Regions from separate parts of the Homo sapiens genome. Here region 2 is linked to region 1. A link is an interaction called in ENCODE POLR2A ChIA-PET data of the cell type or tissue named here. Cell type or tissue: K562. All regions are shown on one strand. Links, peaks and the distances in the headings refer to the core of each region. The heading gives the core; the rest is flanking DNA.

Region 1 (4,000 bases), core at 1-4,000:
TTTTGGAGGTCAAGTTGTCATATTTGTAAACTTAAATCACCCCTTCTTTTATTCTCTTAAGTGTTAGAAACAAAATGTAAACTTACTTCATCAGAAGCAGATCGAAGACACTGGACAGCAGCCTGTTTTTTCATTTCTTCTAGAGTTAGATCTGAACATTTTTTCTTACTCTTTCCCCATTTCTTATAAGCTCCTTTTTCCCAGCCCAGGAAGATGTCATTCTCCTGCAATGAAATTGCACCAGGTTAAATGACCAGGGCTAACTTGGACACTACTATGTTCCACCTACCACACACACTCAGTCACAAAAAGGCCCCTTGCATTTCCATACGAGTTTTAGGATCGGCTTGTCTATTTCTGCGACGAAGGGAGCTGGCATTCCAAGACGGATTATCTTGATTCTATAAAACAACTTGGGGTGTACTGCCATCTTAATAGTATTGTTTTCTGATCACAAACATGGGATGTTTTCTATTTATTTAGGTCTTCTTTGATTTCTTTCAAAGATGCTTTATAGTTTTTGGTGCACAAGTCTTGCACTTTTGTCAAATTTTTTCTTAAGCATATTCTTTTTTATACTATTGCAAATGGAGTTTTTTCTTAATTTCATTCCTTAGGATTTTCTCTATATTCTAAACAAGATCATGTCATATGTGACTAGAGTCTTACTTCTTCCTTTTCAATCTGTATGTCTTTTCCTTACCTAACTGCCCTCTTAATGCTGATTTATAAAAAAAGTTTATGTATTTCATCTTTGAAAATGTCTTCACACAAATAGAAATTGCCAAATGCTGGTATTAATCCACAAGCATGAGTTTAACTGAACATATTTGGTTAGAAGGCATTTATAGAATTCTGTTAAATTTGTATCTTGATATTTGCCTTCTAGCATGTCAGTATATTGTAGATTAATACTAAGGAATGAAAGTTAATGAAAGCGCCTTGCTAACTTAAGTAGGCAAATAGATTTTGAGATAAAGAAATTTCCTTTGCACTGCGTATCCAGTATGAAAAATGCTGCTGGAAGAGCAGTTTGAGCCTGGACAACTTACCCATGATAAATTTGTGTGGGGATGGAGATTTCACTTCTTGTTTTAACTTTTGACAGAACAAAAAATGTATGAAGCAGCCTGACATTATTTATGATTCAAATAATGTTAGAGTGACTTTATCACATTATTTAGGTTGAATTAAGAAACATCACATCTGTAGCAAAAGCTACATAAACAACAGTATATATCACACACACTTGTTTGCATTCTGTTCTTTATACTTGTATTTGAGAGGTCCCTCATGCTGTTTTTTTAAGGCTTAATGTACTACGTTAATGTACCATAACTTAACCAAAATTTAACAGCATTGAATTGTTAATCACAGCTTAAAGAAATGAGTATAAAAAGAACCAAGATATTTCTATCTCACTTATTGTTATCCTTTTAGTCTCCTATCCTGTACTATTAAAAGTCTGCTTATGACTGGGGGCGATGGCTCATGTCTGTAATCCCAGCACTTTGGGAGGCAGAGGTGGGTGGATCACGAGGTTAGGAGTGTCTCAAAAAAAAAAAAAAAGTCTGCTTATACATAAACATAAAATATTAGACATTTGTCAAATAGTTACTCAGTCCTAATCTTAAAGAAACAACATAATTATCAAGTACCAAAAGCAGATACAACTAAGGAACTCCCCAGCATGAGAGTCTATTATCAGGTACTTTTCTAGACACTACAGGGAGGTCACGTAAGGCTAGAGTTCTGATTGACTTTTCCATGCTGTCTTTATCAAAAGGGAGATTGGGAACTGGGGGAGAAAAAGCACACGCCACTTGGAAATACACCAGCAGTCACTGGAGGCTAGCTGCTGAGCATACGCCCCTGCCTCACAGTGCCTAAATGACCAAAACCACAATGTGTCTGCATGGGATTAACACTACCCCCATCATCCCTTTGGCCACAAAGATTGGCTCAGAGAGAGGCACGTGGCCAATCAGAAATGCACATTTCATGGTCCTTGCTGGGAATGCGGGGAACATGACCTCTGGACAGTGTGTGAGAATATGATCCCAGAAGCATGCTCATTGTCACCACCCTTTACCCTACAAGGAGCTGGCTGCAAAACCAAGCTGACAAAAAGAGGTAGGCAGAGAGGCAGAGCAGAAGCCTGAATGACACTGGGAAGCTCTGAATCAAACCTAACAGGGGCCAGCCCAACTTCTGGACTTTTAGTTATTTGAGTCTTTTTTCCCCCGTAAGCCAATTTAGGCCAAACTTTGGGTTGCTTGTGAATGAGATACAGTCAGATTCTGAGGAGAGCATTCAGTAATAAATCCACTGATATATTGCTCAAAATAACCCCTATTTGCCCCTAAAAAATGAGCCGCTCCAATCAAACAAGCATAATTTCAGGTTAACTATATTCCTGTTTTTCCTACTAGGTCTTCAGCCCACAGTGATGACCTCCTCACTGACCTACCTGTCTGCCCACTGCCATGCCATTAAGTCCTGCTGGCTAAACTCGATCTACAGGTCTTTTGTCTCTAGGACATAACTAGAAATGCCCTCACACAGCACATCAGTCTCTTCAGGGTCTGTTTCCTGCGGGCCTGCCCCACTCTGACCTTCGACTACCCCCTCCTCAGCATACTCTTTTCTGACCTTACAGCATCAGGCCCCTCCTATTTCTGTGTCTTTGTACACACTATTCCTTTATACACACTATTCCTTTATTCTTCCTTCAAGGTGATTCCTAAACTGGCAGTTGTCACTCAGGGACCATCCCTAGTTTTCTCTGTATTGATGCATTCACATTTGCACATAAAAGCAGAAATGTCAGTTTTAAAACATGGGATATTTATATTTAAAACTTCTCTATTCCATGAGAACATTTTACACACACAAAAAGTGTTAATGGTGTCTTGGGAAGTATAGGAATTTGTGTACCCATCATTAGCACCAACTCTCACTCTGAAATTATTTTCATATTCCTTATATGTAAAATTTTATATATTTTCTTCTGCCTAACGTAAGTGCTAATGCAAAATCTAAACCTGACGGTGATGGGAAAAAATTTAATCAATTTTCATATAAGAGCTAAAATTAATCTTATTAATCAATGTCATTCCTAGAAGCTTGAAAGGAAGAATCCTTAGCTTTATTTATTTTATTTCTGAGACAGAGTCTTGCTCTGTAACCCAGGCTGGAGTGTAGTGGCGTGATCTTGGCTCATTGCAACCTCTGCCTCCTGGGTTCAAGAGATTCTCGTGCCTTAGCCTGAGTAGCTGGGATTGCAGGCATGCGCCACCACACCTGGCTAATTTCTGTATTTTTAGTGGAGATGGGGTTTTGCCATGTTGGCTGGGCTGGTCTTGAACTCCTGGCCTCAAGTGATCTGCCCGCCTCGGCCTCCCAGAGTGCTAGGATTACAGGCGTGAGCCACCTCACCTGGCCAGCTTTATTTATTTTAAACGTATCAATTCATAAACTACCAAAAACATGTATTAGCTTCAAGCAACCTTTATAACAATTTTGAAATGGACTTTGTCTCAAAAAAAAAAAAAAAAAAAAAAGCTGCTTTGAAAGTACAAGTCAGTTCCACCCCAACATCAATCCTCACAGGTAACTACTGTCAACAGTTGGCATATATCTTAACAGATTTATTTTAAATGTGGAATTTATCCCACATAGCAGAGTATATACAATGTAAATGTACAGTTTTAAGAATAATAATATATCTATCAGGTAACAGTCAGACCTAGAATACTCCCAGTAACCTCAGAAGCCTCATCTGTCAAAAGCTATCTTTAGGTGGGGCATATGGTGGCTCATACCTATAATCCTAGCAATTTGGGAGGCAGAGGTGGGCAGATCACTTGAGCCCAGGAGTTTGAGAACAGCCTGGCCAACATTGTGAAACTCTGTCTCCAAGAAAAATACAAAAATTAGCCGGGCATGGTGGTGTCCACCTGCAGTCCCAGCTACTTGGAAGGCTGAGGTGGGAGAATTG
Region 2 (4,818 bases), core at 1-4,000, 120 kb before region 1:
GAGCCTGGGCACTGCAGAGCCCATCTGCTCTGTCCCTTCAACATCTGTGCTGTCTGCCCGACAGGGAGACCACACTGGTGCTGCTGCTCCGGAGTCCAGCAGTCCCTCAGCTGCTGCTTCATGGGCTGTGTGGCCCGGTGAGTCAGCCCACCCTTTGACCTTCAGATGCTGAGCACACAATGGCCATAGCCACCATCTCTGACACTCACAGGAGACAGAACAGAGGGGCTGCTGGCTCCAAGCTTCCTCTTTTCACTATTTCAAATGCACCTGTCCCACCCCCGACATGGGAAGTCCTCGCACTTGCCCTCGGGGCATTCTGCAGAGCCCTCCCGGACCAGCTGCCGGGCCTGGGCTCCCCTGCTTCTGTTTCCAGGGCACAGGGCATTCCCTCCATTCTGTACCTATGTGATGGATCCATACCCTCTCCTCTCCACATGCCTTCACCTTCGGTGGGGTCTCCCAGAGGGCAGGGTAGAGTCACCTCTGCATCCCCAGGATCTACCCAGCATGCAGTAGGTTCTACACACGTCTGCTGGCAAATGGAGCAGCCACCGTGTGTGTGTGTGTGCAGGGGAGGCAAGTATAGGGCGATGAGGAGGCAGGACTGACATGCAAGGCACAGGGGTCAGGTAACGGGAGTGCAACCCAGACGAATCAAGGCCCGAGACTGAGAACTCAACAGAGGTAACCTCTCAGCAGGAAGGAGTCCCTCTGAAAAGAAGGGGTAATGGGCAGTGGGGGGCTGGGAGAGAGCAGGCAAGGAGTGGCAGACCACCACAACCTCCCTGGAGCAGGCTGAGAGCTGGGGGGTGGCCAGTAGGGGGTGAGGGCCATTTACCAACCCTGCCCCAGAGAATGCTGGACTCCTTTTGTTTTGCATCCCCAACAAAGGGCCCTTCAGTGGGAAGAAGAAACTCCTTTGTCCTATGGAGAAAAAGCACTCACTCTACTAGCAGCATTAAGGACAAGCAGCTGTTGGCCTCCAAGCTGTCTCAGCTGCTGTGCAGACACAGAGCACTCATTAACCCTGGTGAGACTCACCTGCAGCTGCCGCAACCCCACCATCAAGGGCACGGCAAGTAAACAATCGATATCTGTAGGTGCCCTGCCTCCAACCCACACATGGTCAGTGCCACCCGCACCGTCGCAGCGGGGTTCCCTGAGAGCCCAGGACTCTAGCTCATGAGTCCTGCCCCACTACCCCGATATGCACACATGCCAGCGCATAGCTGTGGTGCCTCTCCCGCCACCATCCATACCTGCACAGCGCCTAGGTGCTGGCATATCTCACCTCCTACCTAGCCCCTTCGTCCAGGTGCCCACTCAGATCCCTCCTTCTGCAGCAGGTGGGAGAGGAGACCTGACAACGTCCGCAAAGATGAGAGGAGAACCATTTCTTCTTTCTAAAAGGCTGATGTCTCGTGTCAAAAGCCCCATCGATCAGCCTTGGCTCAGACACACCTCTGCAGTCAGGAGGCCAGAGCGAGACGCTTTCTCAACAGCCCTCGGCCGCATTCATTCAGACACTGAACAACAGAAACAGGAGTCGTATGTGCTCTAAACCCTCTGGTCTTCCAGGTTAACACCAGGACTCCCCACTGTCCAGCCTCCTTGTCCTCCTGCCTTTTTTCGGCTGCATACACCCTGCAGACAGATGCCAGTCGCGCCCCAGGTGTGCCTGCCTTGCCCCTCCTTCAGGCACCCCGCAGGTACAGCTCCACACCAAGCCCCAGACCCCAGCAACGCTCTCTACCAGGGCCATCTTCTGTAAGCACAAGTGGACCACGCCAGCCCTGCCACAAATCCTGCCAAGGACTTGCACCTGTTTTTGTGGCAATGGCGTCGTGGCTCCAATCACCTACCTCAGGCCTACCACACAGGCTGCTCCCTCTGCCCATTAAGTGCCCCCGAGAGGAGACTCAGGATTAAATGAGGGGGTTCAGCCTGGCCATGCACACACAGCCCCACCACCAGGCTCAGCTCCTCGTGGACTGGGCACTGCAGAGAAATTCTTCCCTACTCAACTCCTCAGCAGGGCCAGCTCAGCTCCCCCATGGCACAGAGAGATTTGGGGGGTCACAGTTGACAAGAATGGGGAGTGCCCATCAAAGGGTGCCCTGAAAGGTGCTGGCCCCATCAGGATTTGTCCACACAGGCTGCTCAGTGTCATTTTAAAGCCATATGGCAGAGCCTGGGAAACACGCTGGGGGCCGTCAGGGATCAGGCCACACCCGGCCATGTGAAGAGCCTACCTGTAAGCCAGAGAGAGGCAGAAGCACTTTTGCACAGGGAAAAGGGCCCAGTGCTTCCCTGGGGCGTTTCTCCAATGACTTGCAAAGTAATGGGGAAAAGACAGGGGACACCAACAAAGTAATGTTAAGAATAATGGCGTGTCCATTTTTCTGTGAAGGCAGAGCTCCCAGGTCCAGTGTCGAGTGCCAGACCCCAGGACACGGTGTCCTAATAATTAGGAGCGAGGTCCACGGCTCACACATTTAACTGGGACAAAAGGACCTTCAGAAGCCCCATTCCCAACAAGAGTAGTCAGGTACGCGTTGGACACCGATTCTGGCCTCTCTCGGCCTCCTCCGCACTGTTACCAGGGTCTTTCACAGGCCTGTGCAGTGCACCCGATTAGGCTGGAAGGGCAACATCTGAAGAGACGCAGCGGGGGCTGAAAACAGCAAACCGCCTGGAGGCTCCAACACCCCTCACCTTCTGACAACAGGTTGGGGCCTGTGCGGTCCCATACAGGAGCCACTGGACACGCCAAAGGTGCAGCTCATCATGCTGAAAGATGCTGGCTGACATAAAACATATTATTATTTTTTAATGTCAGATAAAGTCTGGAAACAACCCAAGAGTTCCTGATACACTCACAGGCAGCTTTCAGGAGGCCAACAGGCATTTTTTTGAAGGGAAAAAAGCAAGGTACATAATCATACAAGGCATGCCATGTAACACCTGCATCTGCATTTGCCTGTACAGCCACAGACTCTCTGGAAGAACACAAAAACTGCTTATATTCATTGCTTCTGGAGCAGGATATTGGGTAGCAAAAGGCACGGGGTAGGCCAGGCATGGTTGCTCACATCTGTTATCCCAGCATGTTGGGAGGCAGGGGTGGGCGGATCACTTGAGCTCAGGAGTTTGAGATCAGCCTGGGAAACATGGCAAAACCTTGTCTCTACAAAAAATACAAAAAAAAAAAAAAAATAGCCAGGCATGGTGATGTGCATCTGTAGTCCCAGCTACTTGGTAGACTAAGGTGGGAAGATCACTTGAGCCCCGGAGGCGGAGGTTGCAGTGAGCTGAGATCGCACCATTGCACTCCAGCCTGGGTGACAGAGCCAGACTCTGTGTCAAAAAAAAAAAAAAAAAAGGGGCACAGGGTAGAAAGCCAACTTTTCACCCATATACTGTCTTGTAATTTTTGATTTCTGAGCCATGCAAACGTGTTGCTGATGGAAAAAAGTTCATAAAAAATTTAAAAGCCACTGCAAAACTAGGCATTTCTGCCATTAGAAAATGAAATGCTTTGTACCACTCCCACCTCATCCTTCAAATCAGTAAGACTTCATCACACCCCAAAAAAGTACAGGATTTTTCTGCACTCCTAGCAACACAACTTGGCAAGATCGGGCCACTCCTGTTGCATTAGGTAGGAAGTGACAGCAAGCAAAAGGCCAAAGAAGAAATGCAAGTATTCAGTGATGCGCTGCTGGTACCAAAAAACAAGGCCTTTGGAAGAGACATAAAAATGTTTATTCCACAGTCTAAGTACAATCGTCATGCCTACTATGCCTCAAAAATGGATCCTGAGAGGGTTCCAGAGAAGGGGCTGCATGGAGCGCTGAGCCTGTGATCCCCCCTTGTTCCCACTCACTCAGCAGCTCTGCACGAACCCCTGCCCACACTGTGCTTCCCAGAGGCGGGGGCCCTGCTGGAAACAGCAGCAGCCGGCTGTGAGCCTGCAGGAGGACCACAGCCTTCACACCAGCCCGGGGGAAGGCCCAGCAGAGACCAAGGGCTTCAGAGAAGCAGGCAGAGCTGTGTCTGCCCTTGACTTTATCTCTTGGCAGGCACTGCTTCTGAGCCTCATTTCTACCTCTCAGGATTAAATATGATAAAAAGAAAGCCAGGAAAGCACCCAGCACCTGCTGCAGGGCCTGGCACCCTGCATATTCCATTCAGTGACACACACTCTTAAGTGAGCACCTATCGTCTCCAAGGCTCAAACTATAAAACAAACAGGTGAGTTAATAATGCTACCATCCTCGGCCGGGCGCGGTGGCTCACGCCTGTAATCCCAGCACTTTGGGAGGCCGAGGCGGGCGGATCACAAGGTCAGGAGATGCAGACCATCCCGGCTAAAACGGTGAAACCCCGCCTCTACTAAAAATACAAAAAATATTAGCCGGGCGTAGTGGCAGGCGCCTGTAGTCCCAGCTACTTGGGAGGCTGAGGCAGGAGAATGGCGTGAACCCGGGAGGCGGAGCTTGCAGTGAGCCGAGATCCCACCACTGCACTCCAGCCTGGGCGACAGAGCGAGACTCCGTCTCAAAAAAAAAAAATGCTACCATCCTCAAGAAGCTGACCAATAAACTGGCCAATGAGACAGGGGTACGGACACCTTGAGAACCAAGAGGAGTGTCCGGCTTTCGAGGGTGAGAGAAAGAAGATTGAAGAGTGAGAGCATTCCAGGGAAGGGCATTAAGAAGACTGTTCAAGCCAGGCCCAGTGGCTCACACCTATAATCCCAGCACTTTGGTAGGCCAAGGTGGGTGGATCGCTTGAGGCCAGGAGTTTGAGAAT

What was found. Peaks named below come from ENCODE experiments on the same cell type or tissue, not always from the same donor. Only the 100,000 strongest peaks of a DNase experiment are listed, where the experiment ranks them.
Region 2: POLR2A ChIA-PET joins it to region 1 with 5 read pairs; 4 of 35 experiments call an interaction of 5 or more read pairs at or near these places.

The regions. Positions count from the first base shown.
Region 1 is chr4:6,838,291-6,842,290 of GRCh38, reverse strand. It overlaps KIAA0232, which reads right to left. Exons shown (of 10, transcript NM_014743.3): 4 at 87-224. Among named protein-coding and RNA genes, the nearest start is that of KIAA0232, 58 kb to the right of the region's middle. In K562, for the core only: no CTCF peak of the experiment used is centred there; a DNase peak (open chromatin) is centred at 1,920.
Region 2 is chr4:6,958,649-6,963,466 of GRCh38, reverse strand. All of the region lies in intron 2 of TBC1D14 (TBC1 domain family member 14), which reads right to left. Among named protein-coding and RNA genes, the nearest start is that of TBC1D14, 51 kb to the right of the region's middle. RefSeq lists an enhancer at 3,609-4,109. In K562, for the core only: no CTCF peak of the experiment used is centred there; no DNase peak of the experiment used is centred there.